Regions from separate parts of the Homo sapiens genome. Here regions 1 and 2 are each linked to region 3. Evidence: read pairs that join two places in POLR2A ChIA-PET (ENCODE). Cell type or tissue: PC-9. All regions are shown on one strand.

Region 1 (2,500 bases), 510 kb before region 3:
TGAATACGCATGGGCCAAATATTTTTATTATTATTATTTTATTTATTTTTTGAGACAGAGTCTCACTCTGTCACCAGGCTGGAGTGCAGTGGTGTGATCTCGGCTCACTGCAACCTCCGCCTCCCAGGTTCAAGCAATTCTCCTGCCTCAGCCTCCTGAGTACCTGGGACTACAGGCGCGTGCCACCATGCCCAGCCAATTTTTGTATTTTTAGTAGAGACAGGGTTTCACCATATTGGCCAGGATGGTCCCAATCTCTTGACCTCATGATCTGCCCGCCTCAGCCTCCCAAAGTGCTGGGATTACAGGTGTGAGCCATCATGCTCGGCCCAATGGGCCAAATACTAACAATAAGATCACCATTAATGGGCCTAAAAGTGGTAAAACCAGGTAACAGAAAGTAGAGCAGCCTTAACGCATTCCCTTTGGAATCGGCCAAAAGGTTTTCCTTTCCAAAGGTGTGAAGCCCTTTTGCTTGGTCAGCTGTGCCTGAATTCCAAAGTGGGGGAAGGTATGGCGAGGCGTGACTGACTCCCAGCTTCCTGTCATGACCTGAACTAGGTTTTCAGGCTGTTTCGGTTGTTGTTTGGATTCCCTTTGGCCAAGAGAGAGATCCATTCTGTTGGGGGCTTCTAATTTTTTTTTTTTTTTTTTTTTTTTAGTTTATATTTTCTCTTTTTTTGTCAACGCATCCCAGAGGCAGTGTTGATGGCCAAGCTTTCATTCTGGCCCATATTGATGCTGGGGTGGCATGCTACAGGCCCTGGGTCCTTCATGTCCCCTAGTGGGACCCCTATGGCCAAGAGACTTAGAGTCAAAAAAACTTATTGCCAATTAAACATGCTAGACAAGATAGGAATGGAGGTGGGCAGGGACTCAAGCTTCAGCCTGTTTTCCCTTTGCTCCCCCTTTCCCTTTTGTGTGCACTTTTAGGTCTGAAGGTTTGTCCTTTCCTGCTGCCTTCTTTTTTGGCTTCGTTTCTACTTTTGCAGGAGCAGGGTTAGGGGACAACTGTGCCCATCTCCTCCTGGGCTTTTCCTTCACAGCCCTCTTGACTGAGCTGACCTTCCTCCTGGGCATGTTGGTGGTGGGGAGGGGGCCTGCCGGGTGCCTACGGGCAATGGCGAAACCAGAGCCTTCTGGAAGCTGGGCTCACCAGCTGCTGCCGCTCCTCCCACCACCCAAGCTGCCGAGACCTGTGGCAGATTTTTTTCCCTCAAGTTTATAGAGCTATCTGTAGTAGCTCACTCATGTATTCTGTAATGAATACCCCACCTTCCCCACCCCTCCATCTGCCACTTTCTTATCTACCGAATTTGATCTTAACTCCTCAAAAAGCTAGCCAAGTCTGGGAGAAAGTTGGAAAGCTTAGGATGGTAAAAGTAATGCTGTTCCAAATGCAACCTTGTATTATTTTTACACTGGAAACAAATCGGAAAAGAATAAAAACAAGAGGCTTTCAAATTAGTAAACTGATGTCTCCAAGTATAAAACACACTTTGATAACTTATTTTTATGTAATCCTGACAAAAATCCAATAGAAAAATATTGTCTTCAAAAACCTAAGGATCAAGGTTTGAAAATATAATCAGATGAGCTTTTCTCTGCTCCTATAGAGCTTGGAATTTCAAAAGGTGCAGAAAACAATCTCTTCTGATGCCCGGAGCCCAAATGAGCAGTAAGAAATGTACTCCTAACACATCTTAGGGCCTATTGTCTTCATCTTCCTTAGAGTCTCCCGTGCTCAACATTTCCCCATCAGCTGCCTCGCTTCATCCTGCTTTTTGTTCAAAGGTTTTTTAAAAAAGGAAATACCATATGCTGAGGGGAAAAAAATTGCAGGGATGTATGCCACACTATAAACAATGGTCTTTGGAATATGAAGGACTTTTACTTTTTTTTCTGAGACAGAGTCTTGCTCTGTTGCCCAGGCTGGAGTGCAGTGGCACCATCTCAGCTCCTCTGCCTCCTGGGTTCAAGTGATTCTCCTGCCTTAGCCTCCCAAGTAGCTGGGATTACAGGCATGTGCCACCACACCCGGCTAATTTTTGTATTTTTAGTAGAGACAGGAATTCACCATGTTGGCCAGACTGGTCTCAAACTCCTGACCTCAGGTGACCTGCCCACCTCGGCTTCCCAAAGTGCTGGGATTACAGGCCTGAGCCACTGCGCCTGGCCGAGGGACTTTTACTTGAACATTTCTGAATTCCTACAATATTTAAATTCAAATAAATGACTTACTTTTGTAAGCAAGAAAAACTAATTTTTATGAAAAGAAAACTGGTAATTATCTTGTTGAAATAAAAGTTATCTAGTCATCCTTATTTTGATAACTTAATGTGAGACAAAATATCCCTATTTCCGTATTTTATATATTTTCATTTTATTAATTTATTTGAGACCAAGTCTTTATCTATCACCCAGGCTGGAGTGTAGTCGTGTGACCATAGCTCACTGCAGGCTTGATCTCCTGAGCTCTAAGAATCCTCCTGCCTCAGCC
Region 2 (2,500 bases), 1.0 Mb after region 3:
CAGCCTCAAACCCCTGGGCTCAAGGAATCCTCCTGCCTCAGCCTCCTGAAAAGGTAGGACTACAGCCATGTGCCACTAATCCTGGATAATTTTTTGTAGAAACAAGGTCTCACTATATTGTCCAGTCTGGTCTCGAACTTCTGGCCTCAAGTGATCCTCCCACCTCAGCCTCCCAAAGTGTTTGGATTATAAGTGTGAGCCACCACATGCAGCCTGAATTTTTTTTTTTTTTTTTTGAAAAATACAGTCACTTAAGGAACCCCAATTGTACTCCTATTCACATTTCATTGGTAATCCCAAGGGGATTATGGCTGTTTGGAAGATTGAATTCATTCTTACTTAGACCCTCCCTACATAATGTCTTTAAGAATGCCTTTTTCAAATGGCTAAGTAAGGTAAACATGAACTTCTAAATAAATGAGGCCAAACCAAGAAAGATGACAAGGTTGATTACAGAGGTGGGCTTTTTTTCCTCCTCTTAGCAGAAGATTTTAAATAGATCTGAACCTTCAAGGAATGCTTTTATTTGGTAGACAAGATGAGGAGAATGAGAACTACCCCTTCAGAGGGCAGTGCAGAAAGGGGACTCTCCCCTTCTCTTTATCCCATTAAAGTCCTGCTGGTCAGTGACTCACAAGGCCCCTCTATTATCAGCCTTGGCTTAAATAAACCTTCTGCCCCTGCACCCACCCGCCTCCCTCAAAGCTGCAGGCTCCATCCATCAATGTCACCTTTGCAGAGTGGCTGCCATGACAGTTCATGATCATTAACCAGCCCTGGTGTGCTTTGTGTTAAAAGTTAAGACACATCAAACGCAGCAACTCCGCAGTTCCTTAAAGTTACAGGAGACAGGGATGCACTAGGGCTGGGGCCCCCCAAACTTGACGCACAGCTTTGACAAAAGGTGAAAGATGAGCCCGGGGTTTAAAAATGCCTCAGTATCCCTCCCTGCCCCCAACTTCACTCTCAGGGGCAGAAACCAGGAGGAAAACAGACACTGAGAATTGGGCTAAAGAGCAGTGATAAAAGAATGTGAGCCACGGACACAGCGGCCCTGCTCCGGAACCCCCAGCTGCCCTGTGACATGGCCCCTCCTGTGCCGGTGACCCCCCACCCCACCCGGAGCAGACAGGCTGCTCCACGGAGAGAACCTCACAGAGAACATGCCCCTTTCTCCTGCACCCTCATCTCCTGGGCCTTCTCCCTCCCGGGCTCAAATCTCTGTAAGAAATGGAGGTTGGGCAGTTTCTCTTTCCACTTCACAAAGGTTTAGAACATCTAAGTAAGAGAGCGCGTGAAAGGTGTTGTTTGTGCCTTTGGGTGCCCCTGCTTACATTTCGTGATTTCCCTTGGGGCCACTGTTTAACGAAGACATTTGCTTTTCTTATCATGGCTTTTCTGTGGCAAGGCCCAGCTTGGGGAAATGACCTTGAGAGGAAGTTGGAAGAGGGAAAGAGGGAGCTGGCTCTGCCCACCAGTATGTAAAAATTAAATAACAAAAAGAAAACCAGCAGCCCACAACCGCCCTCCCTGCCACCCAAGCAATTCTCCTATCCCTCTATGCATTCACATGACACATACTCCACCCCTCCCATGGGCCGGGCATTGAGTTAGGACCCAGGGTATAAAGAATCAAAAATGGGTTATAACTCTTTAGGAGCTTAAATTCTATGAAGGTAGACAAAATATCTACCATAGAAATAGGCATTGAGGAACCAGAAAAAGGAGGAGGGGATCTGTTCTGATGCGATGTGTGGAGAAGGCTTTGGGGATGTGGCCAGTTGGCCAAATCTCGAGGTAGGAGCAAGACTTCAACAGAGAAGGAGGAGGATGTGTAACAGCATGAGCAAAGGGAGAAAATTTATGACAGCTAGCATTCATTAAGTGTGCACTGAAATTCAGGCAGTACACCTAGCGTGTTGCACACCTGCTCTGTAGCCACCAGCCACAGTGCTCATGAGCACTTGAAATGAGGCTGGCCCGAATTGAGATGTGCTATTATGAATAATGCACACCAATGGTTTCAATGATTTAGTATGAAAAAAATGTAAACTATCTCAGTAATAATTTTATATTGATTACATGTTAAAATGATAGTATACTGGATGCATTCGATTAAATAAAATATATTAGTCAAATTAATTTCATCTGGGGCCACGCTCGGTGGCTCACACCTGGTATTACAGGTGTGATGCCAGGATGCCGAGGCAGAAGGATCGCTTGAGCCCAGGAATTGGAGACCAGCCTGGGCAACATGGTGAAACCCCGTCTTTACAAAAAATACAAAAATTAGCCCGGCATGGCGGTTCACATCTGTAGTCCCAGCTAATTGGGAAGCTGAGGTGGGAGGATGGGTTCAGCTAGGGAGGTCAAGGCTGCAGTGAGCCATGATCACGCCACTGCATTCCAGCCTGAGCAATAGGGCAAGACCCTGTCTCAAAAAAAAAAAAAAAAAAAAAAAAAAAGGCTGGGTGCAGTGGCTCATGCCTGTAATCCCAGC
Region 3 (2,500 bases):
TGTCCTATTAGACTCGTATCAACTTGCAATACTATTTCCAAATAAAAGCTTATATAGTGAGAACTGTATGAACTATGACCAACAGAGATTTTTAAGAAACATTAATTGGAAGACAAAGACTAATTTTTCCCAAAAAAGATTTACACTTTAATTTCCTGAATGATACCAATATTATTTGTAGGCTTTAATCCTACATTTTATACCAAGGAACAATCTTTAGAGCTAATGTCTAATTATTTAAAATTTTTTAAATTTTAAATAAAATAAACATAAACATAAAATAAAATAAACATAAAATTATTTAAAATTTTATTTTATGTTTTTGAGACGGAGTCTCCTTCTGTTGCCCAGGCTGGAGTGCAGTGGTGCGATCTCAGCGCACTGCAACCTCTGCCAGGTTCAAGTGATTCTTGTGTCTCAGCCTCCCGAGTAGCTGGGACTACAGCTGCGCGTGCAACCATACCTGGCTAGTTTTTGTATTTTTAATGGAGACAGGGTTTTACCATGTTGCCCAGGCTGTCTCAAACTCCTCACCTCAAGTGATCTGCCCACCTTGGCCTCCCAAAGTGCTGAGACTACAGGCATGAGCCACTGTGCCCAGCCAAATTTTATTTTTAATTGACAAATAATAATTGTATCTACTTACTGGGTTCAACAAAATGTTTTGATACATGTTTACAGTGTAGAATGATTAAATCAAGCTAATTAACATCTATCACTTCACACACTTATCTTTTTTTTGTAGTAAAAACATTTAAAATCTACTTGGCAGTTCTGAAATATACAATCATTATTAAGTCACCATTCTGTGCAATAGATCTGATATCTAATTTTTTAATCTCTTCCTGTAATTTTCTTATTCTGGAAAAACAGTAAGTTAAAGTCATATGAGAAAGGCTTATAAATTAATGGAGTGTGAAATCTATCTGACCTAGCTTTAACTAATCACGTCACAGCCTGCTTGCCTATTAGTCATAAAAATTCCACCTGAAACATGAATGAGTCACGAGAAGCAATTGATTTCCTGGCAGAGTCAATGTGGAAGAAGCTGGGATCACAAAAGGAAAAAACAAAAAAACAAACAAAACTAGCTCTAACTAGAGGTGCCCAAACTAAGTAAATGAGTGCTGGCTTTGTCTTCCTTTGTCATAAAAGGAAAAAACAAAACTCCATATGTTAACCAAGTTCATCCTTTAAAACACTAGTCTCACTGATTTTCTGAGAGAAAGAGTTCACGTCACAGCTTTTGGTTAAATTAATTATGCACACTTGTCCTCCTTTCACTTTTCCTTCTGATGGCTTGAGCTGTTTGATTTATGGACCTCTGCTCCCTCTTAAACTCCTGTCAAAACTGTTTTAGTTGGTTTCTTCCCTAAAGACCTATAATTATGGATCTGGGGTTTCCCTTCATGAGTCTGTAAAAAAGTTTTAAATATTCAGCTTTTTTCCTTTTCTACTCTGAAGAACTTACATTTCCAGTTAAAACATAATTTAAACTTAACGAAGTAACATTATAGCCATTGTAGGGGAGGTGGCAGTACTGCTCCACTGATCAGGCTATACCTAGAATATTGATTTCTTAATTCAGATATTGACGAACTAAAACATTTTTAAAAATTCACAGTTTGAAGAGTTGAAGTAATGCCACATGAATGAACAGAGGATATTTAATGCCACAGTTAATGAACAGAGGATATTTACTCTAGAGAAAACAAGACTCAGGAGGGCCATGATAGCTGTCTTCATGTATCAAAAGAGTCGTCAAGTAGCACAGGAGAAGAGACTTGCTTAAGATGGTCCTGGAAGGCAGTCATAATCAAGAAATATAACTTATAAGCAGTGTAATTTCTATAAACTTAGAATTTTCTAATAATTTTGTCTCACTAAATTTAAATAGGCTTGGGAAACAGTAAACTTCTACTAGACGTGTTCAAACAATAGCTATTTGTTAAAGAAGCTGTATAAGGAATTCAATTTAGAAGAGGGTTGAATGCAATGAGTTCTACAGTCCTTTGAACTCTTACGTGTATAGACTCCCTTGACTTTCACTGACCCATCACATCTATTTTCTAAAACGAAAAGAATGATGACCTCAATACCTAGCTTTATACACATTTTTAACTTTATAGTGGCAAAATTTTACTGAATAATTTTGGTGTCACTAATAACTGCCCTATCATATAAGCCATCTTGTAACATCAAAACTAGCTCAGAAGAGTTAGAGTTACTGCATTTAACAAGCAGAAGTCAAATAATATTTTCTTCTAAAGTTCAGGGAAATTTCAGGCACAAATAGCATAATATGACAGTGGTTTAGGTGATCAGAGAAAATTAGGTTGCCTTTACAAGATGATACTTGCTTTTTTAAAAACAAAACAAAACAAAACAAAACTGCTGAGCAAAATGCAATTTCTTTGCGACCAAGCTACAGAAGAAGTTGGTTCATGAGAATCACAACTATCTTATATTTCAGAAGAGAATAAAAGACACAATCAGATCA

What was found. Peaks named below come from ENCODE experiments on the same cell type or tissue, not always from the same donor. Only the 100,000 strongest peaks of a DNase experiment are listed, where the experiment ranks them.
Region 1: POLR2A ChIA-PET joins it to region 3 with 7 read pairs; 3 of 35 experiments call an interaction of 5 or more read pairs at or near these places.
Region 2: POLR2A ChIA-PET joins it to region 3 with 6 read pairs; 2 of 35 experiments call an interaction of 5 or more read pairs at or near these places.

What each region holds. Positions count from the first base shown.
Region 1 is chr18:23,483,580-23,486,079 of GRCh38, reverse strand. No RefSeq gene overlaps it. Among named protein-coding and RNA genes, the nearest start is that of RMC1, 19 kb to the left of the region's middle. In PC-9, no CTCF peak of the experiment used is centred here; no DNase peak of the experiment used is centred here.
Region 2 is chr18:21,977,582-21,980,081 of GRCh38, reverse strand. No RefSeq gene overlaps it. Among named protein-coding and RNA genes, the nearest start is that of LINC01900, 2.3 kb to the left of the region's middle. In PC-9, no CTCF peak of the experiment used is centred here; no DNase peak of the experiment used is centred here.
Region 3 is chr18:22,977,089-22,979,588 of GRCh38, reverse strand. The region is part of intron 6 of RBBP8 (RB binding protein 8, endonuclease); the gene reads right to left. Among named protein-coding and RNA genes, the nearest start is that of RBBP8-AS1, 45 kb to the right of the region's middle. In PC-9, no CTCF peak of the experiment used is centred here; a DNase peak (open chromatin) is centred at 978; H3K27ac peaks cover 2,116 bases.